Regions from separate parts of the Mus musculus genome. Here regions 1, 2, 3, 4, 5 and 6 are each linked to region 7. Evidence: chromatin loops called from intact Hi-C (ENCODE). Cell type or tissue: left cerebral cortex. All regions are shown on one strand. Region 1 has its middle 23 kb from the start of Gm35831. Region 2 overlaps 4930445N06Rik (a long non-coding RNA gene). Region 3 holds the start of Tafa5 (TAFA chemokine like family member 5). Region 4 overlaps Tafa5 (TAFA chemokine like family member 5). Region 5 has its middle 95 kb from the start of Gm35422. Region 6 overlaps Tafa5 (TAFA chemokine like family member 5). Region 7 overlaps Tafa5 (TAFA chemokine like family member 5).

What was found. Hi-C counts contacts between places; a loop is a spot of excess contacts. Peaks named below come from ENCODE experiments on the same cell type or tissue, not always from the same donor. Only the 100,000 strongest peaks of a DNase experiment are listed, where the experiment ranks them.
Region 1: it touches region 7 in a loop (10-fold over the local background); 8 of 42 quality-filtered maps call a loop at or near these places.
Region 2: a loop joins it to region 7, with 9 times the contacts of the local background. A loop is called at or near these places in 17 of 42 quality-filtered maps.
Region 3: it touches region 7 in a loop (6-fold over the local background); 6 of 42 quality-filtered maps call a loop at or near these places.
Region 4: it touches region 7 in a loop (2.2-fold over the local background); 2 of 42 quality-filtered maps call a loop at or near these places.
Region 5: it touches region 7 in a loop (2.1-fold over the local background); 2 of 42 quality-filtered maps call a loop at or near these places.
Region 6: it touches region 7 in a loop (4-fold over the local background); 6 of 42 quality-filtered maps call a loop at or near these places.

What each region holds. Positions count from the first base shown.
Region 1 is chr15:88,535,717-88,539,716 of GRCm38, reverse strand. No RefSeq gene overlaps it. Among named protein-coding and RNA genes, the nearest start is that of Gm35831, 23 kb to the right of the region's middle. In left cerebral cortex, a CTCF peak has its summit at 2,343 (motif pointing right); a DNase peak (open chromatin) is centred at 2,355.
Region 2 is chr15:88,246,233-88,250,232 of GRCm38, reverse strand. All of the region lies in intron 5 of 4930445N06Rik (a long non-coding RNA gene), which reads left to right. Among named protein-coding and RNA genes, the nearest start is that of Gm41376, 30 kb to the right of the region's middle. In left cerebral cortex, a CTCF peak has its summit at 1,804 (motif pointing right); DNase peaks (open chromatin) are centred at 1,828, 2,546 and 3,751.
Region 3 is chr15:87,542,363-87,546,362 of GRCm38, reverse strand. It overlaps Tafa5 (TAFA chemokine like family member 5), which reads right to left and starts at 2,064. Exons shown (of 4, transcript NM_001252310.1): 1 at 1,760-2,064. The coding sequence starts at 1,871. It overlaps Gm35471 (a long non-coding RNA gene), which reads left to right and starts at 2,390. Exons shown (of 3, transcript XR_384322.2): 1 at 2,390-2,901. In left cerebral cortex, a CTCF peak has its summit at 2,292; DNase peaks (open chromatin) are centred at 1,034, 1,279, 1,844, 2,238 and 1 more place; H3K4me3 peaks cover 2,524 bases; H3K27ac peaks cover 1,643 bases.
Region 4 is chr15:87,564,487-87,568,486 of GRCm38, reverse strand. All of the region lies in intron 1 of Tafa5 (TAFA chemokine like family member 5), which reads right to left. Among named protein-coding and RNA genes, the nearest start is that of Tafa5, 22 kb to the right of the region's middle. In left cerebral cortex, no CTCF peak of the experiment used is centred here; a DNase peak (open chromatin) is centred at 1,730; H3K27ac peaks cover 510 bases.
Region 5 is chr15:87,372,715-87,376,714 of GRCm38, reverse strand. No RefSeq gene overlaps it. Among named protein-coding and RNA genes, the nearest start is that of Gm35422, 95 kb to the left of the region's middle. In left cerebral cortex, no CTCF peak of the experiment used is centred here; DNase peaks (open chromatin) are centred at 1,072 and 1,852; H3K4me3 peaks cover 281 bases.
Region 6 is chr15:87,548,691-87,552,690 of GRCm38, reverse strand. The region is part of intron 1 of Tafa5 (TAFA chemokine like family member 5); the gene reads right to left. Among named protein-coding and RNA genes, the nearest start is that of Tafa5, 6.4 kb to the right of the region's middle. In left cerebral cortex, a CTCF peak has its summit at 1,753; DNase peaks (open chromatin) are centred at 918, 1,748 and 2,913.
Region 7 is chr15:87,623,341-87,627,340 of GRCm38, reverse strand. The region is part of intron 1 of Tafa5 (TAFA chemokine like family member 5); the gene reads right to left. Among named protein-coding and RNA genes, the nearest start is that of Tafa5, 81 kb to the right of the region's middle. In left cerebral cortex, CTCF peaks have their summits at 1,514 and 3,173; DNase peaks (open chromatin) are centred at 1,519, 1,839, 2,446 and 3,198; H3K4me3 peaks cover 3,461 bases; H3K27ac peaks cover 1,898 bases.

The DNA.
Region 1 (4,000 bases), 910 kb before region 7:
AAGAACCCATTAAAATTGAAGACTTGGATTTTGGGGTGGCACTGTTGGTGGGTTCTTTGGATCCTTTGGGAGAAGAGGCCTGGTGAGAAGTGCTTAGGTTACTGGGGGGCCACTCTCTCCCTTGGAAGGTGATCCCAGAAGTTCTGTAGAGGCCAAGCTTGCCTCTACATTCTCTTTCTGTTCCTGGATCAAGATGAGTCACCTGTTCTTACCACATGCCTCCCCCTCTGCCATCCACCATGAGCCATGATGTAATGCACTCAAGTGGTAGTGGCCATCACTAAGCCTGCACTGTGCCACGTGGGCCTTGAACCTTTTTCAGTGGGAGGAAAAAAAAACCAAACCAAACCTCTCTTCTTTTTATAACTTGGATTCTCCTCTACCATTGGCCATGAAGATCTGGCTGGAACACTCGGCTTTCTTACACCTTGGAAGACCTTGACTTGCTCTCATGGGCCTTCTATCTAGAGCACATTACAGGTGAGGGTGGGGGTCATCTCCATGAGTAGTATGGCTTACTCCATCACTTTGTGTCCCTGGACCTCCCAGCTCCCTGCCTGTATGTGCTGTTTGTTAATAGGGAACAAGGACAGGAAAGAGAAAGAGAAAGAAGCAGAGAGAACCCAAGGACAGGAAATGAGTCAAGAGTGAACCACCGTGTTTGCACGTAGAGTCTTAAGATGGGAAGCAACCGGTGATCAGGAGACAGGATGCACGTACACTTGATCAACCACAGGCCCTGAGGGTTGTTTTTGGAAGCGAAGAAACAAGGCTGGGAGAAGGAGGAATGAACCCATGGGTCTATGCCACTGTTTGCTCTAGAACAATATCTAACTAGGTGTATGGTGGGCAGGCTTTGTTTTGTTTGAGACGGGATCTTTAACTTGCTATATAGTTGAAGATAAACTTGAACTTGTGGTCTTCTGGCATCCACCTCCTGAGTGCTGGGATCACAGCAAGTGTCATTTTGCCTTGTCACTGTGTGCTGATTGAACCCAGGGCATTGTGTTCATTGGCTAGGCAAACACTCTTCCATCTCCTGACCATGTTTGTTTGTTTGTTCGAGACAGGGTCTTGTCAACCCAAGGTGACCATGAACTCAAGATCCTTTCCCCTCAATTTCCTTAGTGCTGGCTTCTCTGGATACTTTTAATTGGTGGGTCTGCATCAGGCAGGCAGAGTTCCCAGAGATCATACAGCAATAAGAGGTGGGCAGTCTTGCTTGTCTGCATAGTCTGGAGAGTTGTGAGGGTCAGTAGGGCCAGCCATGCAGACTGTATCTAGGTGTGTCACAGGGAGATGGTCACTTGGGGAGCAGCTGAATAGGATAGAGCACTGGGAGAGCCGAGACCCGGAAGCTGTGGAGGGCAGCTGTAAGAATATTCTGCTTCTGCTGTGAGAAGGTCCATCTTGCATTTGGATGGACAGAGAGACAGTGGAGAGTCATCAGAGTGCAGTACCGTTTGCTCTCCGTAAAACTGCCTCCTGTCTTAACTGTCAGGCGGCCACAGTCTAGAGGTGGCAGTCTAGAGACTGAAGGTGTGGCTGGTGAGGTGACAGGTTGGGCTAGAACCTGAAAGATGTCAGGATGGGGCCTTTATCCTCCTAGGGGCTGGTTGATAGGTGGGTACCTTCTGGTAAAGCAGTTTTCACTACTGACTTTGTTTGGAAGGCTGTTTTCATGTTCCCATGAGGTGTAATGTGTGGCATGCTCGCTTCAGCAGAGAGCAGGCAGAAAGGACACCGACGTGACCTACCAGAGGGCAACTTCAGGAAGAAAAGGAGATTGACCTTCTTCCTATCCCCCCCCGCACCCCCCCCAGAAGGGTGTTCATCAGAGAGAGCCTGTGGCCTTGGAGGAGGTCATCTCCCAGGTCAAGGCCTTGTGGAGGATCCTGGGGCCTGTGTGTCCTCGGACAAATTAGAATCTTTGCAAGTCTTTGTGGAGTTTGCAAGGACTGGAAAGAGACAGCCAGGAAAGCCGTTAGGATCTGTGTCTTTGTCCCAGCATGGACTCTTCTAGTTTCAGTCGGAATGGCCGAAGCTTCTGCTTAGGGAAGACTGGGTGGGGTGGCAGTACTCAACTTCCACACTACCCCTTTGAACACAGTCCCTTGGACCTGCAGGGTCTGTCTGTCCTCACTAGCTACTGAGGCTGCATTCTCCTAAACGAAGAAGTAGCTATTCTCAGAGGAGATTCTCACTGGTAAATCCTATTAATTTCTCACATTTGTGTGAGATCCTCGGGAACTGCGTGGTGGTTCTGCCCTGCCACCAAGGCTCCAGGCCCCATCCGGGCTGGTGACTTAGGTGTTACAGTCGTAGACCTGCAGGTGGCGCCGAACCACTGCCTTTTTCTCCGGCCTCTTCCTGACCTGTGTTCTCAGGCTTTGATTTTCCTCTTATATATACAAGGATCCACAGAAACCACTGTTGATTTAAGGATCTGGGAAGCCTAACTTAAAATTAAGTAAATGCACAAACACAGGCGTCATTGTCTTCCACGTATGAGCTGCTCTCTGGGACAAGTGGCTTGGTGGCAGCTGGAGTTTAGCTGCTGCTCAGTGATCATTTTTAAATATTTCATCTTACTTCAGAAGAACAGGGTCCCTTCTGTCCCTAGCCTGGGCTGGGGACGATGGACTGGGCAACCCGCAGCCAGAGCTTCCTCTAGATTGTCCCTATTGTGTTGCTGTGCTTGGACATGCAACCTGGAGCTCAAGGACACATGTGTTGTGTGCCTTTTGGGAACTGAGCTCATGGAATATGCTGGAATATGCCCTGCAGTTTGTAGAGACTGATGTACTAGGATGCACGTAAGATGATTGGGCAGGGTCCTGGCTGTGTGTTTGGCTGGGGACATGCTGCTGTGACCTAGGGGTCCCTGTGTAATAGCTAGTGAAGAAGTGTGCTCTCATACCATGCCTCCCTCTCCAGGTTTGTGCTGACCGTGGGGTGGTGGTGGGGGGAACACTTGGCTTTGATATGGCACCAAGCTTCTGGGAGACTTTCTCTGGGCACATATGCCAGCTCTCAATAGACAAGCATGTGTGGAGTCTGACAGAGTGCACAAGTTAGTTTATTAAGGTTCTAGAATGGCTAATTACAAGGGCATTTGGTCATGAGAAGCAGTTGTTTATATTTGAAGTTAGCATGTCCTGGAGACCCCCTGGTCTTCACTGTGACAGTGGGCATGATGCTATGCTAGGAGAGGTAAGTCTTGATGGGCACTGTTCAGACCCATGGCTATAGCCCAAAAGATAGGAACAATGTACTATCTGTCTATGGGCTATATCTTACCCAAGAGACACCATACAGGGGTCAGGGGTGGGAGGGGGTGACCATCCACAGGTCATAGAGCTAAGGGATTCAGATCCTAGCCTCCTAGACTGGCTTCCTCCCCAGAGCTGTGCCAGGATATAGAGGTGTCTCTCACCCCTACTTCCCAGAAAGCTCTGGGAAGAAAAGTAGGTAGGGTTAGGCCCCACCTAGCTTCTCCCTGAGATGAAGCCCACACTTCTGAGACTCACAGCCATCTACCATGGAGCTGAGGGAACGCCAGGCATTTCAGAGATGCCGTACTCTTCCTTGAGCCACGACTCTTCCTTGGCAATCATCTATAGGAGACCCAATGGGATGCTCTAGGAAGAGTCCAGAACCCCATCCAAGGGAGCCTGAAATACTCAGGACCCCTCTTACCATCCCTTGTCAACCTCTAATGTCATTTCCTCACCTCTATTTTCACTCTAAGCCAGTGTCTTCCTCCTTCGGCCACGGTCTTCTCCTGTCATCAGTCACTTCAGAGGGAGTGTTCAGTGGCTGCCCATCCCTGGAATCTCTCTCCTGCCATGGAGTGATCAACTCTAACTCCACACAGCCTTCTTCCTGGTGAGGTTCCTGGTGCTCTTTCGTGCTGCCTGTACTCTCTGGCCTTGCCCCATGGCCTTCTCCCACACAGCTGGGCAGCCATCCAGACTGGAGTCCTCAGCCCCCTTGGAGG
Region 2 (4,000 bases), 620 kb before region 7:
GCTTAGTAGGACTTCACATCGGCTTCTCATAGTGCGGTGCTTAGTAAGACTTGGCAGCAGCTTTTCTTAGTGTGATGCTTAGTAGGACTTCACAGCTGCTTCTCCGAGGGTGTCAGAGGGAAGTTTCTCTGACTCTTTTGCCTGCTTTTTGGATCATTTTATTCCTACTGGGTTGCCTTGTCCAGCCCTGATGTGAGGGGAGCTGCCTACTCTTATTGTAACTTGTTGCGCCACGTTTGGTTGATATCCCTGTGAGGTCTGCTCTTTTTAGGAAGGGAAACAGAGGCGGAGTGGATCTGGGAGAATGGGGAGGGACTAGGAGGAGAGGATGGAGGGGAAGCTGTGGGGTTGAGATATAATATATGAGAGAAGGATAAATAAATAGTTATTTTTTAAAAAGAAAAAAACCCAAACTGACCCTCTCTGGCAATGATGTAGGCTCTACAGGGCCTGAGAAGTCCTTCCTTATCTACGGGAGGGAGACACTATGATCTGGCACTTCTCCCACACTAGACTCCTAAAGTGGACCAGTTAGCTTACCTCCCAGATCTCATGCCACTTTCCCAGTTATCCCAAATGCAGCTGCTTCCACCAGGGCGCCTCCCACATCCTCCTGGCTTCCATCCTCTTCCCTTCTTTCTGCTGCTTCTTCCTTCTTGTCTTTCCCCTCTGCACTGGCTGATTTTGTGTGTCAGCTTGATGCAGGCTACGGTCACCAGAGAGGAAGGAGCCTCAGTTGAGGAAGTGCCTCCATGAGATCCAGTTGTAAAGCATTTTCTCAATTAGTGATCAATGGAGGAGGGCCCAGCCCATTATGGGTGGGATCATAACTGGGCTGATGGTCCTGGGTTCTATAAGAGAGCAGGCCGAGCAAGCCATGAGTTAGCAGTGCTCTTCCATGGCCTCTACACCAGCTCCTGCCTCCAGGTTCCAGCCTTGCTTGCGTTCCTGTCCTGACTTCCTCCAACGATGGACTGTGATCTCGAAGTGTAAACCAAATAAACACCTTTCCTCCCCAACTTGCTTTTTGGTCATGGTGTTTCGTGGCAGCCATAGAAATCCTAATGAAGACGTTCTCCTCCTACTTAAGCTTGTGACTTTTCCCTAAAATTTATCCCCAGTCTTCACTGGGCTGGTCTGTGGGAGAAACTGACCATGGTCTGTAGTCATCCTACAGTGAACCTCCTTGTCAAAGATAACAACTTCAATACCAAGGGCCATTCTGTTGGGTTCACTTGAACCCAGGCCTGCTTCCCAGGACTGTCTGTGGTGGCTTATCCTCTGAAGCCAAACTCCACTCCCAAGGCATAGCAAAACCCTAAGCCACCATCCAATTTGCCACGGTCACATGGTAAAGAGGCAGCCACTCTCAGAGCTTATTATATGTCTCCATCCTGTCAGACCGATTCTCTTTCTCAGCCCTCGCTGCCCCCTACCTTCTCCACAATTCTTTCCTGACTTCCATGCCTAGAGGCCCATGACTCACCCACCATAGATTACGGTGGCCCCCACAGCCTGGTCTGCGCTTGGCCAGTGCCTTCAGCAGCTTGCATTCACAGTAGATTGTGCCCATCCCAAGTCTCCTGCTCTAGGTTGGGAACTCCCAGATTGAACTCGGATAAAACCCAAAAGGCGTAGCTGGGTCAGCGGAGAATGTTTGCTTCTCACAGCATGGTTGGCAACAAACCTACTGGACCTGTGTGAAAAACAATCCACCTCATGGTTGTTCAGGTCTGTCCAGGGCAAAGTTTTCCACAGCTCTACCCAGGGCTGGCAGGTCACAGAAGCAGAGGTGAGAGTGGACACCAGGGGGCGCTGTTGGACAGTTCTCGCAGAGCCTGGCAATTTAAGCTACCGTAGCAGCAGCAGGCTGGAATCAAGAGCTGGCAGCTCCCCGATGCTGTCAGATTTCGTTTTCTGGAAGTCGCTGGAAGTCCTGGGCTTGGGGGTAGTAAAAAGACATGCCAATGGTTGTGAGGGCCTTTTGCAAGCGTGGCTGGGTTCCTCTGGGCTGCACACTCTCCCCTCACGGGGAGCTGGCTGGTTGGAACCCTGGGTAGCACTTGAAGACCTTGGCCTGCCTCCTACACACGCTCTGCTTGGAGGAGCAAGGAGAATTGAGGAAGACAGGCAGGTCACACAGCAAGACCAGGCTGAGGACTCTGGTCTCTGAGCAGCCACAGGCAAAAAGCGGGTTTGGAATTGCTGGTATACAACAGGTGGATCTTGTAGCGGAGGGACAGGAGGAAGCTGACCCTGGGCTCTCCGGGCTGGCCTCCTCCTGGGAGACAGACCATGGATCCACATGTACAGTGAGGCTGGGTTATAGGGTCCCCCGGTCTTGCCTGTGCTGCCTCCTGTAGCCTTCAATCTGGGGAGCCACACTGTTGGTAGGCCTGCTATGGCTATGGCTGCGGCTGCGGCTGCTGAGTATGGTCTTGAGGTGGCTCTCAGGGGTGAGCAAGGCGCTGGCTCAGAGGTCTGCTGTGCATCCCAGCTTCCAGGAGTCTTCAGGAAGGGAAGTGTTTGTGCCTCACAGTTTACAGAGGGTGGGCGTGGGCGTGGGCGTGGGTGGTGACCATGTTTCCATCTTCGTTCATGCTGTAAAGTCTCTATGACGTGAGGGAGGCCACAGGGAAGGTTTTCACAAGGATTAAGAGCATCCAAGCACTAGGACCTGAGAGGATCATGAGGGCCCATGAAGGCCTATTGTATCCCAGCAGTGGGTGGTACTCAAACTCTAGGCCTCAGTTTCCCTCAAGCCACTTGCTTGTCATTTGGACACCTCTCCTTTAGTGCTCTCTCTCTCTCACACCTTCTGCCAACTCCCCTGGGAAAGCCACACCCTTAGGCCCATCCTGGAAGGCATCACCATCTTCCTCACTTTGGGTTCTTGCCTCTCCCTTACCTCTGGGAGTGGGCTAACTAGAAAGATTCTGCCCATCCTGGGGCACACCTGCAACCAGGGTAGCCTCTCCTAGCTGCTCCTGTAGGGGCCATGAGCATCTGTGTATCCCTTCACCTGGCCTTGCTCTCTTCAGCCTACCTCAGCATCAGCTGCTGAGACCATCCAGCCACTGCCCCACCCACCTGACAAGAGGGACCTGGCTTATACCCCAGTCACTTTCTATCTCCCATCTTGCACACAACACTCTTCGAAGTTTGGTTTCTATTTCTAAAGTCTCCTCCCTTGGCACAGGTCTTATAGCTGTGGTCACCTGTTTCCTCCTGAGGTGTTCATTACTTTAAGAATTCCACCCCAAATCTATCTCTCTACCTTCCTCTGTCAGGTTAATTTGGCAGTTTAGATAGGAGTGTACTTATGAATGGGTATGTCTAAATAGACAGGTATATGTGTTGGTATGTATGGATAAATACAGAGGTATGTTTGTATATGTGTTGGGGCACATGTGAATGCATGCCTGTGTGTGTATACACATAGATGCATGCTGTGAGGAATACACAGGAATGCATGTTTACATGTATACAGACACGGGTACATGCATGTATACACATGTGGGTACATGCTTCTGTGCACTCCCACATGTGGGTACGTACTTGTGTATGCACAAATACGGTGCATGTTTCTCTTTTTAATATCACATGTGGGTGTGCAGTTATGCATGTGGACACATGCGAGTGTATGATTATGTGTACAGACTCGCAGGTGACTACCTGTGTGTGTTCCCACAGGTGGTACATGGTTGGCTCTGTGCCCACATGTGAGTACATGTGTGGGTTCATATACACTCTCTTTGGCGGCAGACATCCCCACTGAAACCCCGTAACAACCTCTTCTTGCCAAAACCATGTCTCCTCCTTCCCTTCTCCCTCCTCCTTGCTTCCTAGGACCGAGCTCAGGTCACAGTGGAAGGCTAAACCACTGGTTTCTTTCTGTTCCCACTCGCCTCTCTTGCCTTGCTGGTGGGGCACTGTTCCTGACATGTAATTCATGCTCATGGCCTCTGCTCCCCTGTCCCCGCCCCTGCCCCTGTCCATC
Region 3 (4,000 bases), 81 kb after region 7:
GCCCCAGCTTGGTGGCTCCCTGAAGAGGAGAGTGTTGAGGTCAAGGGCTGGGTTGTCACTCAGTCAGTAACAGTGGATGGCTGTCCCTTTTCAACATGCAGAGCTGCCTCTATGAGCCCAGTCTACAGCTCTGGGCTCTCGGGCTGACCCAAGGACAGTGTTACCAGAATCTGCCTAGGAAGAGCAGCCAGCTCCAGGTTTCCGCGCCCCGTGCCCCTCCCCCACTGCTGAATGTGCCACTCCTGGGACAACACCAGGAAGTGCATTTCATCCTGGTATCACCTGTCTATCTCTGGAGTTTACCCATCTTTAACCCGTCCTGTATCATTAAGGAATCTAGGCTCAATGGTACCTGGGAAGAAGCCCCTGAAAGAAGCCGGCAGGCTACAGAAGGCTAAGCAGTGAGTACTCTCCTGTGGCTCAGCCCACCAGCTTCCTTTCCCTATCCTAGGGCAGCCAGGTTAGAATACTGTCAGCAGCCAGTCTCTTGCTTGATGAACCTCAAGGCGCCACAGCAGCACAGGCATATGCAGACTGAGTAGTTCCTCTGGGCTCACTAGCATTTCCCTTAAGATGCCTCGACCATGTTGGGGGTTGAGCTATCCCCATTCAGAGTTGTCCCAGGACTCTGATGACATATTCGGCCTCGACTTGAGTCTCAAGACTGCTGCAATTTCATTTCAGAGCTAGGATTGGGAACTAGGAGGCCCCAGGCTCGAGCGATGGCCGGGGAAAGGAGGGAGGAGTGAGAGGAACCACTTGGTGATGGCCTTTTATTTTAAATTAGTAAAGAATCCATATTTTGTCATCACCTCCCTTGCCTGTGGCATTTTTTTCATGACAGGTGTTCACTGGCACTAGTTTTTCTTCCCGCAGAGACGGGAAGGAAGGCAGAAACTGTAACCAGGCAAGCGCCCATCTCTTATAGAGCCTATGCCCGGGACTCTAACCAGCCTCTACCCACCCCAACAGCTTCCGACAGTCAGCAGACACCAGCCAAGATGATGCCTACCCATACTACACCAGCCCCAAGACTGTACCCAGGACTCAGATTATCGGTACCCAGATAAGACCTACTGATAAGATCACCCATCGTCCGGGTCCCAGCCTAAGCCCAGCTCCAGAACCCCGTGCCAGGCTCCGACCAGCCCGCACCTCCCTCCGCAGCCCTTGCCAGACCCACTGGGTCGTCAGTTCATTCCTCCGAACCACCCTTGCAGCGGTAGCGGGCCCTCCCCTCCAGAGGCATCCGTTCCCTTACTTCTCCTTTTACAGAAAGCATCTGGCGAGCCCGCTTCCTAGCAAGGCAGAGGCTCCACCACGCGTCGGAGGAACCCAAGCCGCGGTCCTGCCCGAGGAGTCCCGCTCGGGCTCGGTTGCTGCGTCCCCATAAGTCCCCGGAGGGAGTGTCGCCGGCGGGAAGCTCCGCTCGGTCGCTAGCCTGGGCCGGAGCGGCGACCGCACGGCGGACACCGGGCACCGCCGCGCAGGGACGCGCTGTGCCTGCCTGGGCCTGATGCCGGCCCTGCTGGCTAGTCCGCGGAAGCTCGCCGGGGCTGCTGTGCCCGGCCGCGGAGTGTCTGGACCCCGGAGCCGCCTGCACCAAGCCCTCCCGGGCCAGCGGAACAGCGGCCAAGACCCGGGACCGCGCGCCACGCGCTCGCAACTCCGCACCGACGCGGGGCGCCCCGCCGGGGCTGGGGCTGGGGCCGCTTGGAGGACCCGAGGCCCTTATGGGGCCCGGGTGCACGGTACTCACTGCAGTAGGCGATGAGCAGGCTGGCCAGGATCATGAATGCCCAAAAAGTTGAGGACATGCTGGGCAGGGCGGTCGCATCTTGCCGGCTGCTGGTCCTGGGCGATGGCGCCATTGAAGCCGCGGTGCCCGCGCGGGGGGCAGCAGCGCTTCTCAGCAGCCGGCCCTGCCCGCGCCCCCGCGCCGGCCTCCACGTGCGGGCCCCGCGCGTGCCATCCTCCTCCTCGTCCTCCTCCTCCTCCTCTTCCTCGTCCTCCTCCTCCTCCTCCTTCTCCGCCGCCGCCGCCGCGCCCGGGCCCCGGCCCACTGCGCCCCGCGCCGCCCGCCCCGCGCCGCGCCCGCGCCGCCCGCGCCCGTGCTCGCCCGCCCGGGGACGCCAGCCCGCGGCTCTGGGCGTCGCTGCGCGCCCCGGCTCAGCGCGCCCCGTCACCAGTACGAGGGGCGCGCCTGGAGCGCGTGCCCGGCGTGGCGGGGCCTCGCACTGGCCCGGGACCGGCGAGGGAGGCGAGCAGAGGGGACGCCGCGCCCTAGCCGAGCCTCTGGATGGCGACAGAGACGGCCCAGCATCCTCGTAGCCTGGGCTCTGGGCGCGCAAGACCCTCAGGGCCAGCGGGAAGTTAGGTGACTTGGGACCCCCTTCCCCCCCCCCCCCCCCCACGCGAGAGTCTTCCACCAAAGGCCTGGGACGCTGGGGTCCCAGACCTTGTTTGGTATTGATCCGGAAAGTGAACCGAAAGTTTATTCAAAGCAAATAATGCTTTCAGCCTGTTTCCCATTTGTGCCCAGCACCAGGGCTCCTGAGTATGCCTTGTTGCTCTGAGCCCACCAGAGAGCATCTGAGCGCACCTGCACCCTGTCTCTAGAACTTGCCATCCTGTGGGCTCTGTGTGTCTACCCTAAGAAGACATTCCTTTGCATCTTCCTGATGCACTTCCTTGACTCCCGTGTACCACAGCCTCTGCCCCCAGGCCATGGCCTGTGGTTCCTCTCTCTCATCCATTTTCCAGAGTGTGTGCAGGATAAAGTCCCTGGTCTGGTTTTCTGAGGAGGGTAGCGAAGACTACAACTCTGATGTGCATTCCTGCCGTTGGACAACGGGTTTGCCCCTGTAAACCAGCGGAATCGGGTCACTTCCACTTTCCCTTGTAAGTTCCTTGCACTCCAGGAAGAAACTCTAAAAGCTGGTGTTTTCCCCAGGTGGCCCTGTAGGTCCATGGCCATGAAGGTCGATTCCATTCCCTTCCTGTGCACCAGTGAACATGCTAACAGCAGGCCCAGTTAGGCTTCTCATTGGTGTTTGTTCTGCATGGGAAGGGGTGGTACCCCCACACAAGATCTCATTAGAAATGGAGGCTTTTCCCCACAAGCTACTTGGTGCATACCAGCATAAGCCTTTCCCCTTGCACCCTGGTCCAGTGTGGCATTTAAACAGACCAGGACATAGAGAACGTTGCTGAGGGGCTGAAGGAGGGCAAGTACCCAGGTTGTATACATACGCAGACACATACGCACTCCACATGCGCACCATGTTCATGCACACACGCACACCACATAGCTGAACTCCATACACACTCCACTTGGATACATGCATGCCACAAGCTTGTTTCTACACAAGCTACATGTATATCATGTGGCTATAGGCACACACTCCCCTACATAGGTACATGCACAAGGCACTGACATTCACATGCATGCTACATGGTCACACATACCTCCACATACATGCACACATATACACACATGTATGCTATATAGAGCACACATGTGCATGCACACATGCAAAAATATACATGTGCATACATGTACAGCATGTGACCACACATGCATGTGCACACACATGCATAGACATACATACATGTCGCATGGCCACAGCCACATGAATGAATATGCACATGCATATTTGCCATGCACACGTGCACACATGCATAGAATGCACAAGTACTTGCTCTCAGAAGCACATATACATCCAAAACAGTGCTAGTGAAATGGAGTCAGGCTTCTCACTGCCTAGCCCCTGGTAATGGTCTCTCTGTAATATGAACATGCCTACCAAGGGGGTTTCCCACTAATTTCTGACTTCCATTTCCTGTTTAACTAAGATCCAGGTTTTCTGGGTACCATCTTCTCCAGGATAGCTTCCCCAGTCTCACTTTCCTGTAGGGAGGACAGTCTGCAGAAACCAGACATCCTGACATTGTCAGGAGGGCAGGGTGGTAGCACATTTTGTCTCGAATATTCCAGATA
Region 4 (4,000 bases), 59 kb after region 7:
TCTTCTTCTTCTTCTTCTTCGTCTTCCTCTTCCTCTTCCTCTTCCTCTTCCTCTTCCTCTTCCTCTTCCTCTTCCTCTTCCTCTTCTTCTTCTTCTTCTTCTTCTTCTTCTTCATCTCTTTTGTCTTGATGGGCATTTTACAAGTGTTTGTATCTGTGTTAAGCGTATCCTATGAGTGCACATGCCAAGGCACAAGTGAAGAGTTCTAAGGATGATACAGGGAAGTCAGTTCTCACCTTCTGCCATGTAGGAGCCAGGGACTGAACACGGGTTGACAGGCTTAGAGGCCAACACCTTTTCCCACTGAGTCATCTCAAAAAGCTCCAGTCTGCTTTGTCCCCCTATTCACCTGGAATGGCGTGTGACTCTCTTGTACCTCTGAAGAGATGGGCTTGCCAGCAGAAGTGTCCACCCAGCACTGGGGTCACCTCAGAGACAAGGCACATAGAGTCCATTCCCTAGGAGCAAGCCCCTCTTCACCACTGTATAATAAATAGATTAGGGTATTAGGCTCCGGAGTTATTAAAAGTGAAAGATGCTCAAAGAGAAGGCGAGGGATTCTTGGAGCCTCCATCTCTTACAAATATGTAATGAAATTTAAATTGAATCTGGTTTAAAATCATTTACCTTTTGACATCATGTATCAGTACACTAAGCATCGCCTGAGAAAGCAAATAACCTCTCAAGCAGAATGAAAAATTACTCTGTCTCTTTTGATTCCATGTTAATTTTCAAATTTAAACTTCCCTATGGCTCCCCGCTTGGGGTCAGCCACTGGCGGCGGCTGCCTGCACAGTGCCCAGGAGGAGTGGGTAGAGGGCTGGCCTGCCTTGCGGAACACGGGTCCCACCTCTGCAGGAACCAGACACGTGGCCACACTGAGAAGTCTCTGCTTTCCTGTCTGCCCTGCTCGTGGTTGTAACTAGCTTCCTAGAGGGTGAAAACTGGAGAGTGGAGAGCATCTGTCCATCCAAGCATGTCTGTCCCCTTCGTAGCCTGTGAAAGTAGACCAGAGGCCACAGGTCAGAGGCTGGCTAAATGTGATGATGTTTCTGGGCTGTCCTTTTTCAATAGGAGAAGCTAGTTTTCCCATCTGGAGCTCCACTGAGCCAGAGCCCAGCTCTAGAAGAGACAGCTATGCCCTGTGACACAGGTTGGGGTATATCTAGCCTTGGGGGAGCATATGAAAGCGGCTGTGCATCATGACTTTAGGACTGTACATGGAACTTCATATACAGAAGATACGAGAACAGCCCATCTCATTCCCTGAGGGATGACATGCCAGATGGGGAAGGGCAGTGTGGTGACAAGTATCCAAGTAGAGACAGAGGTTCTGGTGGCCACATTTTGCCCTATCACATGAGCAGTGAAGGCCCAGAGGCCACTGCTTCCAGGTTATAGCATGCACTGAGACCCAGAGTGAGCCACAGTACAGGAGGGACACAGGCCTGTCTTGGGTTGTAAACTTCCAGATCGTTGCCAGCATTATTATTCTATCCCCTGAGCTCTGAAGAGTCAAAATGCACTGAATTCAGAATGCACTGAACACCGAGGAGGCACGCACCAGGGCTGGGGTCTTCCATGAAGTTCACAACTAGCTGTGCTGCTAGCTCTAGGACCAGAGCTGGCATCCAGAGAGGACTCGGGGCCCCGGCTCCCTTGAGGCCTGCTGCTATTTCTTAATTAGTGAGAAGAGACAAAGGGGCTTTTCATGGGACTGCCCCGTACTGTCACATGCCAGCGTCAGTGGACTGGAAAACAGGGTAGGCCTTTGCCAGCATGTGCCCCCATCTCGCTTGCCCAGGAGGACAGCAGGGGGAGGAATGCACAGAAGGAAGGGATGGGGGGTAGACAGTAGGCTTCTTGGGCAGCCAAGCAGAGAGCCTGGCCCTGGAAATCATACCATCTGGCTTCATCATAGCCTCTAGACCTAGGACAGGAAGTCAACAGCGGGACTAAGCAGCAAAAACTGGACTAAGTTCTGCAGCTTCCAAATATATAGGCCTGATTCCTTCCGGGGACACAGTTCAAGGCCTGTGCTGGCTCAGAGCCAAGCCAGTGGTCAGTAGCCCCAAGTGTGTGTGTGTGTGTGTGTGTGTGTGTGTGTGTGTGTGTGTGTGCTGGACAGAGCAGACACAAACTTCCTGGTCAGGATTTTTCAAGCCAGAGTTGGCTTCTGGGAGATCCTCGCACATCCAGACTCACACTATGGGGCTCAGAAGGCTCAGAAGTGTGGGAGGGGGAAGGGCAGAGGCCCTGTGAGGAGCTGAGTAAGTTGTTTCCACTAGCAACTGCCACTGGCAACACACCATACCTGCCCCGCAGCCTGAGGTCTAAGGCTCCTGCTTCCACTCGGCACCTGCTAATGTGAATAACACACACACATACACACACACACACACACACACACACACACACACACACACACACACACACACATATGGATGCCCTGTCAACTAGGCAAGAAGCCTGTCTCTGAGAGAGACTTGCAGGCATGGAAGATGGAGATACCTTGGGAGCCCATTGCCCGAGACTTTAGCCTCTCCCCTAACACAGACACACACACACACACACACACACACACACACACACACACACAGACACAGACGCCAGTCAGAGACCAGTTGGTTTACCTGCTGCAGGCAGGGAGAGGCCATGAGATAGAAATCCCATGTGACAGATTTAGGGGGTCTCTCTCAAACCACTTGTAATCTCTGGAGTTTCTAGTGCAGAGGGACAAGGCAGTGACCAACTCAGTGAAGTTTTCCTCTGGGGTAAGGAGGACGTGTGAGGACTTCATTAGAAGTTGTGATCACACAAGAGGGTGGCTAGACCAAACACCTCTGGAAAGCACATGGCAGTAGGAAATTGCTCGAGGAGAATTTCATCTCAAATGAACCCAGCCCCGTAAGGCTAAGCGGGCAGCTAGATCTCTCTGTGGGAGTGTGTGTGTGTGTGTGTGGGGGGGGGTCCCATCTTGTGGGGTGAGCAGGCCTAGACAGACAACCACACTTCCCCAGAGCTGGGAGGTGTACTCTGCCTGGAAAGGAAATTCCAACATGGTCCCAGCAACCAAACCACCTGACATTGGAGGCTCCATGAGCTTCGGCACGGCCCTGACCTAAGAACAAGCCCGAGATACAGGAGTATTGCAGAGGCTTAGAGCCAGTGGGCTTCACTCTGCAAAGTCACAGTGTGTCATCAACAGGGATATGGCCCTTTCTGGTGGCATCCCCAGCACTGACAAGAATTGGACTGGGGAGACCAGTTTCCATTCCTCTCAGCAGTTAACATCCCGGGATGCTTTGAGGATGTCTGTGGAGAATATTCTGCTTGCTTAAATTACACCACAACCACGTGGCTGGGTGACAGGGACGGGAAGACGTGTGTGTAGAGCACCAAGGGCCCAGGCTGTGCTGAGCTCTCCGGGAAGGGTATTAAGCGCGGCCGTTAATATGTAGTTAAAAAAATCTCAATCTCCACCAGCATATGCTGTTCTACCTAATTTTGATCAACTTAAATGTAAAAGTGTCTCTGCATCTCCACTCGGGTTTTACCGCCATCTGGTTTAATTAGTCCTTGGGTAGCGCGTCATAAAGTTAACGGCAGGAACGTTGTGGGGCCAATCAGAAGGCGGGCTGCAAAGCCCTATGTCATTGGATTTTTTTTTCTCCGCCTCGACTGATAAGAGGTCAAGGCTGGAGGTGTCTGAGCAGTGATGGTGCTCAGAAATAGCACTGGGCAGGTCTAGGGCCAGACGGTATCTTCCTGGCTTTCCTCTGACCTGGTAGGGTGGAGTCTATATGTTGAACATACCTGGAGGAGGGAGGGACACTTCTCCACAAAGACTAAGGGGTGCCTACATGGCTTGGTTGGAGTTGATGCAAGCTGCCCACAAAGTCTCCCATCTGCTTGCAATGGCAGCTTTTGTCAGAACTGTGGCTCTCGATGTCCCCTCCCCTGCTGGGATCTGTATGGCTGCTACCCCATGCCTTCTGTC
Region 5 (4,000 bases), 250 kb after region 7:
TTGTAATACAAGTATTGTCAGAAAGGATCTTTGAACAATATTGCTGGTGATCAGAAAAATAGGTTAATGGGGCTGGAGAATTATCTTAGTGGTTGAGGACACTGATCATACAGCAGACCTGGATTCTGTTTCCAGCACCCACAGGACAGATCACCACCACCTGTAAATCCATTTCCAGGGGATTTAATGCTGTCTTCTGGTCCCTACAGGTACTGCATACATATGGGACACAGACAAACATGCAGAACACACACACACACACACACACACACACACACACACACACGCATGTACACATGCACGCACTAAATATTTTTAAAACCATACAAAACATAACAAGTTTACAAATTTCACATTGCTTCCTTTCTAAAGGCTTTAAAAAAATAAGAATGAAGCTAAATGCCACAGCAACACACTCTTTTTATTTTTTTTCGTAGTTATTACAATTGTTTCTTGGTCTATTAATCTCTGACTCGCTCCCTCTTTATTCTTATATATCTATCAGGAGATATCTGGGATTCTTCAATAACACTTCTGAGTGGAATTATTACACTGTCATCTTTCTCTCCGTATCTTGGGATAGCCCTGTTTCTGTGTGACTCCCATGTTGTAGCTGTGCTAGGAAAACGCATACAAATTAGTTTTCCTTTTAGGTCTGTCTGGGGAAGGAAGCCTATGCCTCAATCCTGTTCAACACTTGGATGGCATCCACGGAGTTTTGGACAGAGGTCAAGGAGGCTTTAAATATAGCGATAGATGATTGGAGAAATGCTCCCCCAACCATTTCTGTCTTGAACACGACGTTGGTGGGCTTCTGTATGGTTAATGTGCACCCGTGCACACCACAGTCCTCCTTTGGAGGGTTCCTAGTTCTCCTGAGTGTGTCCAGTAAGGAGGGAGGTGAGAAAATGCCATACAGTAACCAGCGAGGCGTGTCTGAGGCGTGTCCAGGGGGCGTGTCCAGGGAGACGCGTCCAGGGGGCGTGGCTAGGGAGAAAGGCATGTCCCTCACCATGGAGCATCTCACCTATCTCTTCCAACCTTGCACTTATCTCCTGCCTGCTGATTGTCCATCATGCTCCTCTCTACCCCTGTTCTTAGACATCAGCAGGCTTTTGTCAATCTGCTACCTTTGATAGCTTCCCAGTGGCCCAAGGCCAGGGGAAGATTTGGTGCTCAGCACATGATCCTAGCTTGTATGAATGGATTTAATTTGGTGACATTTATCAATAAGGACCCTCACAAGTCCCCTCTCCAATATACAATGCCCCTGAGCCTGTGCACTTGTCACAAAGCTTGGCCCCTCAGGTAATTTGCTTTCATTTCTTTTTTATGAACTGCAGCTCGGTTAAGTGGTCTGAATTGCGGTGTATTTAAAGGTAGGGTTCATTTTTTTCTTCTTCTGGGGGTCAGGGGACTTTTTCTACATTTTTCTTCCTCTGGGTTAAAGGAGACATCAGTAAATGAACACCTTCAATCGTATTTACTGCTCAGAGCAAGTCGGGCTGCTTTGGAAAGGGGGAAAATGGGAGCGTCCAGAGATCTTGCTCCCAATAAAACTGCTGAAGCAAGGTCAAACAGTTCCAGGAGGAGATAAAATGTTAATAAACGGTGGCCATTGTCCCACATGCCCGAATTTATGCAGTACATCTCCATGGCATCTCTCTCTCCTTGGTTAAATTCAGTGAGTAATTTCTGACTGTATTCATTGCTGGAGGATATATTTCTTTAGCGTTAAATATCACTGGCTGTGCATTTTGATATGAGAAATGCAGGCTGCAATTTATAACCAACACGATCGTAAGTGAATCTCGGCTGTGTTGAGAAGCAGGGCACAGCAAATGCGTGCCAGCTCCGGAGTGTTTATTTTAGAATCCGTTTGCAGGGAAACATCATTTCCAATTCCATTGTCGGGTTTTAATCCAGAACTGCTCATTCCTCCTGCAGACACCCTCGGCCTTCAGGTGCCCACGTGGCCCTTGGGGAATCCATCCTGCCTCGAATCTTTCAGCCTACATTCCTCGCTCAAGGACCCCGAGGGAGCAAAGAGGTCATGAGCTACGCCATGACAAAGAGACCAATGCACTGAGACTGCCGAGGCTCACCCCAGAATTGTCTATGGGTGAAGGAGATTTGGGGTGCCGTGAGACCTGTGATCTGCCCAGCTGCAGTCCGGTGCCTCACAGTGCCTATCCCTCCCATCATCAGCCCTGAAGCTACAGAATGCTTGAGTAGCAAGGACCCGGAGGAGGAGGAGGAGATGCCAATAGCATGATGGGGGCGTGTCATCCTCTCTGCACCATCATGGACTGGCATCAGACCCTAGGAGGAGTACCAGGCAGAGGAACTGGATCTGTGGGAAGGTACCTTCCACAAGGATCCTCTTCCTTTTCCTTTACCTCTTCCCTTCAGTGGTGGTACTGATAGACTCTGGGACCATCTAGGATGGTCCTCTGGATGGGGCACTAGGATACAGTAGTCCTTGGCCAAGTCTCTGTGCTCAGGAATGCAGCACCCTACACAGACTCCTTCATTCTGACCTATGTTCATTTGCTCTATCTGGGCTTTCCTTGCCTCGGGACACAATAAAAAATATAAAGCCCTGCCATCAACGGGAATCTGGTCCTCTGCGGGGCAGGAACATATTGCCCCACAGTGAAGCTGAGCACCTGTGTAGGGTAACTAAGGTGGCCTTTAGTGACTTCAGAGGAACTGGGTGCCCGCTGTGTGATCCTTGGAAGGTGTCCCAACCTCTCTCAGCCTCTACACCTTAGCTCTAGCAATGATTGAGCCTTTCAGCTTTAGATTTTTGACCCTGGGATTCAGGCCTCTGTCAGATTGACAGGGTCCAGTCGGCACCAGATTCTGACCCTCTGAGTCTCAGTATACCCATCCTTGAAATGTGTTTGAGTCACCTACCTGTGACATAGTAGCAATAAGCTCTCAGCGTGCTGTTCATCCCTCTTAGTTCCCCAGTATTTGTTGGTGTAGGAGGAGAGATGTAGTCCTGACCTTCCTGGGATTGTCCAATGGGGTTGAGACTCCCATGGACTGTTGCACTGCCCTGTGTAGGAGCAGATTGCTTAGATATGGAGTCTAGGTGGAGTTCCCCAGCCTCCCTGAACCTCAGTTTCTCTCTCTGTCTTAATTCAATCGTGCCTGAGGAGATGGCATCTGCCTGTTTATTTTAATGTTTTTTTTTTTTTTAAATCAGGGCAGTAATAGCCCTGGGGATCCTGGTGAGGCTCTCAGCATCCTCCTGTGTGGCTATGTGCTTGAGACTAGGAGCCTGAGCTCACAGCACGGAGACAGCATGGGCTTTGAGCAGACTCTAATGGTAGCCATTTGTAAAGAGTGCTGTACTGAAGCATGCTGACAAAGACTATGTGGGTTTTCTCTCTTGCTAAGTTATGGAAAATAGTTCTTAATCATTATCCACAAAAGCACTACCTGAGCCCTGGAGGTCACAATGTCCCCTGGCAGGGCATTTTCTTCATAAAAGATAAGAGTTTTGAAACCATGGACCTCTAGCACCATGGTGTCTTGTTAGAAAACTTCTCAGAACCTCTCTCAGAGAAGGCAAGTCACTGCAGGCTGAGCAGAGGTGAGCCTTGCTCATTTCCCTGCCTCTGAGCTTGGTCCCATGATCCCTCTCCCAAGTATTCTGTCTCTTCCAGTGTTAGTGGTGTCTGGCTGAAGTGTCATCACCACCAGTAACATCTGCCAGTGTCCCAGTCCTCCATATCCTTCCTAGCACTGGGCTTCCATGGAAGGATGCTGGCTCCAAACCAAGTGTCATAGCAGTTACGGGAACCTGGAAAGATTCACAGGAGAGTGTCTTCCCTCAGGTAGTCCAGCTCCTGTCTCAATGTAGTTTCTTTTTGGATGACATCTGACCATTTAAATGACACATCAGAAAGTGATGGATACCCCTGAGGCACCTACAGGCGATATAGCATTTAATAAGGTAAATGGGTACCTCCCCTCCTATTACAAGTTC
Region 6 (4,000 bases), 75 kb after region 7:
GCCAGGGCTATACAGGGAAACCCTGTCTCAAAAAAACAAAAAAAAAGAGAGAGACGGAGACAAAGAGACAGACAGACAGAAATACTTGCCCCCACACCAAAACACACTTTCCAGTTCTCCATGGAGCATGTGAGCCACAAATATGCAGTTCTGGCAGAAAATCTGGCCATGAGTATGTTAGTGTGTGTGTGTGTGTGTGTGTGTGTGTGTGTGTGTGTGTGTGTGATCACATGTGTGTATGTGTATATAGTGTTGTCCACCACACCAGAACACACACATCAGTTCTCCCATGGGGCACATACAGCCATCCCACAGATGGCAGGAAACCAGAGAGGGCCATATTGTCCTTTGAGAGACAGAAACACAGAAATCCCAACTGAAGTGCCCACAGGACAGCATATGGGAGAGAGAAGATACTCGGGTACGAATGGATGTGAGTCTCTGCAGAGCGCCTAAGGAAGCCTGCACTTAACCAGGGCACAATGACCAAGGCCTGGGGAAGGGGCAGCCTAGAACAGAACCAACCACACACGCTCTCCACCCCCAGAATGTACAGTCTCAGGACACAGCTTCCTGGACGCTTTAGCGGCTGACCTGCTGAGAGCAGGGGCAGAACTCCCCACAGAGCAAAGGAAGGACTCTGGGTACCCCAGAACACTCTGAAATCAATCACACGTGGGAACTGGGCTGCCTCCGAGAGAGGCGAGCATAATTAAGCAAGTGGGCGGATGAAGAGAGGTTGATGGGCCCCTCTGTTGCTATGCTGGACCGGGGATGTTTGATTACCTCTAAATGGCTTCATCACCATCAGCAGCAGCACAGTTCCATGTGTGATAGATACAGAAAATGAAGAAGACTCGACTCAAAGAGGAGGCTGCAAGCAACCTTCAAAACGTGCTGGTCCCAGCTCCGGAAAAACGGCAGCTCAAAGAACGTGTGGAGACACCTTCCCTGCAGCAGAAAGTGGTTCCAACAGTACAGGCAGCCAGGAGGAGGCCTCACAGCAGCCTCAAAGCCCACGCAGGCTTTCTGGGTAGGGGAAAGCCCTGCTGGGCCCTAGCAGCGGGACACCCTTTGATCCCACATGTGCTATGCAGCTCAGAAGGGTTCCCCCATCTCACCTTTGCTGAAAGCCCAAAGTCTCCATCCCACAAGCTGGGAGATGCCAGGACAGTCAATTCCACTGGGGACACACAGACAAGAAACTGATGATAAGCCTTCTAGTTCAGTCTCCAAGGGACAAGTGGCTGGGGACAGCTTTGGTTGGCACAGCTGGGAAGGGGACTATGGCAGTGGGGGATGAGGGGGATACTGCTCACACCCTACAGTGCACTGAGAGGTCCAAGTGCCCATGATGCCCTTGAGAAGCTGACCCAGAGTGAGAAGAGAGCGCAGAAAGTCCTGGGAGATAACAAGGCTATGCTGATTGCCAGAGCTCAGCAAAAGAAGCCACCACGGAGAACAGCCTTTCAGTCTGGCACCTGGAAAGGCTTTTCTCTACCCCCCCCCCCCCACTATTTCTCCAAACAGTGAACATAGGTCAGAAATACCACAGTTCGCTTTCTTTTCAATAAGACTGTCAGAATCATGGGTCTTCAGGGATCTGACAGGTTAGTCCCTTTTCAGAGGGCAATGGCTCTCTGCTCCATCCAGGGCTTTTTTAGCACCCTGCCCCCCACCACTCACTCTGTCCACCATGTGGTTCCAGTCCTGAGGCCCCATTGCTGAGCTCTAGCGCCGCCACAGGCCCATGGCCAAGCTCCCTGCCTGCATACACACCCACTCTCCAATGGTTTCACCTACCCAAACCCTAGAAAGAGAACAGCTAATCGCTTCCCTCTAGCTTACTGTCTGTGGTGAGGTAGAAATGCCACCTTTTTCTGGGATTTTCTATCATTGCAAAAATAGACAGAAAACACACAAGTACCCGCAGTGTTCCAGGAAAATATTGTTGTAAGGTTGACCGCAAACATAAAGCTGGAGAGAGCTGTCTGGAGCAGCTGGGGAGAAGAGTGGGACATGGTCTCGATTAACGAACACCCAAGGCTTCATACAACTGGGAACACATATTGGGGAGCTGTAGGTCTCTAGAGAGTTAGCTGACAAGGATACCTGAGAAGGAACACAATCAGATAGACCAGCAACTTCCACCCCGAATCCCTGCATCCCATCAGCAAGCAGATTCAGGTTCTAGGATGCTACTGAGAGATGCAATGGGAGTTTCTCTCTCTCTCTCTCTCTCTCTCTCTCTCTCTCTCTCTCTCTCTCTCTCTCTCTCCCTCCCTCCCTCCCTCTCCCCTCTCCCCTCTCCCTCCCTCTCCCCTCTCCCTCCCTCTCCCCCTCCCTCCCCCTTCTCCCCTTCCCTCTCCCCTTCCCTCCTCCCGCTGTGCTTTTCTTTGCAATGGATAGATAGAAATCAAAGCCTTGCACATGCTAAGCAAACACTCTACCACCAATGTGCATCCCTAGCCATCTCTGAGTCAGAATATCACTAAGTTGTCTGGGCTGACCTTGAACTTGGCATGAGATTCTCCTGTCTCAACGGGAGTGCCGACCGAGCATTCTATGTTGTTTTGTTTTCGTTACTCGTTCAGAGAACATCACTCATGTTTCAGGGCCATGATCGGCCTGGTTCTTCATTCTGGATAGCCTATTCCTTGTGACAATCTTGACATCAGGGACCCTGAGGGCTGCATTGCCCCATCTGCTTGTCATAGCCCTCCCTGTCTCTTTCTCTGCAAACAATGCCCAAACAAGCAGGCAGGCTGCAAGGAGCCACTGGCTAACTCCAACACAGATGGAGCAGCATCTCTGTGCCCAGTGCAAGGTGGATGGGGAGGGGAGACTGCCCAAGGACCCTAGAGAACACAGCATTCCATACAGATTGCCTGTCTCCACTCTCTCCAGGCTTGCCTTTGTGTGAACTGTCTGTCTTCCCACTATGATGTCAGCTCTAGGACAGCGGTCATCTTGTCCACTTCTGTGCTCCACAGCCTGGCACGGGGCTGAAGCTCCCCCAACACAGACTGAAGGCACATGCCACAGGTTCCATCTTCAGCGTCACAAATCCCTGTGAAGCCTGGGAGGTGAGCCCAGGGCCAGCACTTTGCAAGGGGGAGACCAACCACATCGTGATAAGGGAGTCTTGCCACTCACTCGCTATCCTCCAGGACAGAGTTGGGGAAGTTGAGACTTGGCTTCCCAGGAGGTCAGAAGGCTAGATCCCAAAGGACCCCCACTTAGTGGCAGAAGGGAGTGTCCTCTTTCCCCCTGCCAGCCATTTTAAGAAGTGAACATTAGAAAGCACTCAGTATGTAATGCTTTGTATATCACACATACGATGCTCTGTATACATTCACCATGCTCCCGGCAGTGACAGAGGGCCCGGAACAGTCACTCAGACCCTCTTTAATGCTGAGAATGTCTCTGGATAGCTCAGCTCCAGGACAGTGCACACCAGCTGCCTCTTCACTTGGAGCACTTTGGAGCAGAGGCATTTGAAGGGAGGAGGGGGTCAGTGACATTCAGCGGGTGCCAATGACCTGCATAGAAACCCGACCTTACAGAAATCTCTGGGGCAGCTCAGAGGTACTGATAAATGCAAGTGGGCCTTTGGAAAGGAATGAGGAGCCTCATAGGATCCTGCTCCTGCCCCTCACAGGCCTTGAGCCAGTGCCTGGTGACACAGAGAAGCAGCTGAAAGCCCTCATCTGCCATGCTTAGATTCTAGACAAGGTGCTGCCTGTCCACTCTTTCCCTGATTGAGGGGGTTGGGCTTCACTGTAGCCCTGGGTGACAGGTGGCAATCTGTAGAGGTCATTAACTCCAGCACACCACGTTTTAATGCAAAAATGAGCCCTTCTAAAGAGGCAGCTGCCGAGCTATATAAAGAAATGGGGATTTTAATGTTTTGCTTTTTTTCTCTCTTCTACTGCGGCATTATCATAACATATCCCCATAATTACACCCATAAAGTCACCTGAAAGTACTTCACGCCACA
Region 7 (4,000 bases):
TTAGGCTTCCTTCAAATAAAGGGCTGTCTTGCAAACCCATCCTTCGGGGACATTCCCCTCCACTCCAGAACGAGCATACTGCCTTTGTGACCTCACACCTGGCCACCAGGGACACAAGAACTTCCCCCTTGACCAAAGGACCAAATCTAATAGCTTAGAAGACTCCAGGACTGGTTTATTCCCACCCAATCCCAGGCAGAAGGAACCCAGCCACTGTCTCTAAATGACCAGCATCTCTTTGACTGTTCACAACACAATAACTCAAGCAGGCTGGATAATTCAGAGAAGTCCCAACACCTTAAGCTCAATGATTGTCCCTCTGGTGAATACCCCAGAGAACAAAGAAGCTGTGGAAAGGGTAGAGAACTTGTATCCCAAACAAGGTCTCAACGTATAAGGACCCCACGTCCTGGGGTCTGTGGCACACCATGTCACCATGTGGTCTTCTCCACAGCCCTCCCCCCAAACACACACACACACACACACACACACACACACACACACACACACACACACAGCTGTCTAGCAGATAATACCAACTTGAGGACAGCCCTGGGGGTGGGTTTGGGGGCTGAAGGAAACGACTCATGTTTGCACGGAAAGTTATCTCAATAGCAGGGACCCCAGCCCATGGCAGAACCACTCACTCATGAAGTAGGTGACCTAAGCTTGAGGCTAAGACTGGCCTCCAACTCCAAGAAGAGCCTGTAAGCTCCAGATGAGCAGGCTCACCTACCTACAGCAAAACCAGCTACTTTCTTCAAAGTAGCACTTGAAATCAAGGGAGAACGATCTAACAATGTATAGCAGGCCAGAATGCTTCCAGGATCCAGGTAGCTCCCAGCCTACAGGAGATCACTAATTAGGCAGGGAGGCTATAGAATATCAACCCCTTCATCCTTAGAAACCTGGAGGTAGTGAGAACAGCTGTAGGAATCTGCACCAGTACTTTCCAGGGCTCAGTGTTTTCTACTGACCTAGGGGAAGGCTAGCCAATAGGGGCATGGCCAGTGCAAGGGTACTAGGACCACCTACAGTTGGTGCCCACCAGAGCAGGCTGAGCCCAGAGACACCAAGACTATAAAGGGCAAGAAGTTTCAGAGTGCCCACTATTTGTTGCCTACCAAGGCACACCAAACAAGCCAATGGAAAGAATCCCAAAGGGCCGCTGTGACCACAGAGTCCAATGTGTACTACACAAGTCTTAGCAAAGTCTCGAGAACTGGATGGGACAATCCTGCAATCCGGAAGGAGCCAGGAGGGCAAAGGAACCCAGAACTTGAGTGGTCTCAAGTTCTAGGCATTCTGGCAATAAAAAAATCTGCCCACCTAGCCTAAAGTCTGGTGGGTACCCGACCTGATCTGTAAAGCAGCATGGGACAGGGTGCAGTTTTCCCCAGTCCTCACCCCTTGACAACCTTTGCATCCCCAGCCCCCAATCCATTCAGTCCTGGCCTGCTCAGTACTGGCTTCAGCCAGGCTACCAAAGTGGAGCGCTGGTGCCACCTACCGAGGGTCCATGGCATGCGGGTAGGCGCAACTGCCACCGAGCCTTGCGGGGCAGGGGATGGCAACTGCAGCCTGGGCTTAAGCCTGGGCTCCAGTACTACACCGGAGCTAGCCAGGCCCCAGCACGCCCGGGCTCGCACCTAATCCGCGCCGACCATGAGCCCAGAGGCACCGAGGGGCGGCAGATCCAGCGTTGGGCTCTGGGAAGGCTCGCGCCATCGGCCACTCTGGCCCCGCAGAGCCTCGGCCCACCTCGCTGGCAGCGCTGGAAGGTGCTGGAAACAGTATCACGCGCAGGGGCCGCCGCGAGCAGTGTAGGGTACCGCGCGCGCCGGGGACAATTACCTTCTTTGAGGAACTGCGCGTGAATCACCAGGACGAGGAAGCAGCAGAGCGCGGCCCCTGCGAGTGCCCAGAGCGCCTTCAGGAGCTGCATCGCGGAGTGCCAACTCGGCCGACGCCCCCGAAGTCGCGCAGCGAAGGTCCAGGAGCCGCATCAGCGCCCCGCTGGGTGCAGCCGCTTTGGCCGCCCGATCGCGCCCTCCATCCGCCGCCAACGCCGCGCTCCGCCGCGACTGGAGGCGCCACTCCGGGAGGCGATCTGTGTCTTTTGGGCAGGGGGAGGGGACGGCGCGGGGGAGGGCGCCGGGGAGGGGGCGGGCGGGGGCGGGGAGGTTAGCAGAAAGTCTCGGGCCGCGGCGGCCGCCGCTCCGGCCACTCGGCCACCATCGCGCGCTGCGGGGCGCCGGGGGCCCGGGAGCGGGGGACTGGCCGCCGCGGCCCCATGAATCAGCCCCGCCGCCGCCCCCGGAGCCGCGCCGCCAGCAGGGCCCAGACCGGCCGCGGATTGCGCAACGGCCCGGCGGGTTGGGGGTCCGGCGCGGCCCCGGCTCTGGTCGCCTGTCGCCCCGCGCCAGAGATCGGCGTCGCCTTCCTCCACTGCTCTGTTGCCGCTGCCGCCGCCTTCTCCGGCTCCGCCGCCGCCGCTGCCCGCTCTGGCTCCGGCGGGGGGCTTAGGGGGCCGCTCCGCCGCCGCTGCCACCGCCGCGCAGAGGCAGCTTCAGGGCCGGGGCTGCGCGCCGCTCGAGGAGCCGCAGCACCATCGCCGCCGCCGGGGCCCGAGCGGCCCGGCCGAGTCCGCCGCAGTCCAACTTGCACGGCCCGGAGCCGCTGGGCTGGTCCCCTCGCCCGGGACGGTGCGGGCCTCCGCGCCCAGCCGGGAGAGCGCGCCTCCGCCGCCGCAGCCCGGACGAGGCCGGGCCCAGCGCTGCCGCGAGCCGCCCGCGCTGGCTGGGGACGCCGGGGGCGACGCTGAGGGTGGCCGCGCCGACAGGTGGGGCCGGAGACGCTGCGCGCCTCGCCGCCCGCGGGACGCTGCTGCTCCGGTGCTGGTGGCGCGCGCCCGCCGCTCGGCTCGGCGTCTTGGCGAGCTGCGGCGGGAACGGGAGCGCGGCGTGGGTCTCTGTCGGCCCAGGCGGCCAGGCCGCGCTGCCTCGGACTCTGGCCCGCGCCTGCCGCCGCCGTCTGTGCAGCGCCCGGGCCGCCGAGCTGCCGATGCGCACTGGGCCGCGGAGGGGACCCGGGGGACCTGGCCGCCCTGCAGCGCCCCCGTCTGGCGTGCCGGCGGGTCAGGTGGGGCTGGTCCAGCTGAAAACTGCGGGTCGGGCTCCACCTAGGTGCGCTGGGGCCTCACTGCAGAGCGGCCGGTTTGGCGCCGCTAGTGGGGGAAGCGAGCCCAGCCCCCAACCGGCTCCTACCCCGGGTCCTGGGAAGAATGCAGAACCACAAGGAGGACCAGCGGGCTGACGTGCTGCTAGACAGGTTCAGGGCAGGCTGCTCTCCGTAGGCGGTTTCGATGGGGTTTGAAAATAGCACAGCCGACCAGAAACACACAGCCTTCCCCACCACCACATTGCATCTTGGGCCTCCTGTGTGCCCGCCTCCAGCCAGCTGCGGGACACCCAATGGCACAGGCAGTGGATGCCCACAGCCAGCCCCAGAGGAAGCCAGCAGGCATTTCCCTGCCGCCGCCTCTATTCTTCCGCAAGGAAGAGCCGGCATTCGTGTCTGGAGGCACAGAGCTAAAGGCAGTGCTGTCCTTTTTTAGAGGGTCCCTCCATGCCAACAGCACCAGGACTAGCACAGGAGGCCTGAAGGCACTTTTGCCTGAATCGGATTTCAAATGCTCAGCTCAGAGCTTTGGGTAGGAAACCAGGGACCTATGCTTAGCCTGTGTTGCATGTCAGGGTGTGCGTTGTCTGGGGTCTGGGGCTCATCTGTTTCACATGTCATGCAAGAAAAGAGGCCAGTTCTGAAGGGCTCTTGGAGGTCAGAAAGATCAAACTTCTTAGGGTGTACTTGGGGAAACAGAAGTCTGCAGTAGCAAGATAACAATTAGAAGTAGAGCCAACTGGTCAACCAAACTTGATGCTGTCTGACTGACCAGACTTTACTATGCTCACACCTGGGCAGAAGAGGGGCTGTTCAAAAG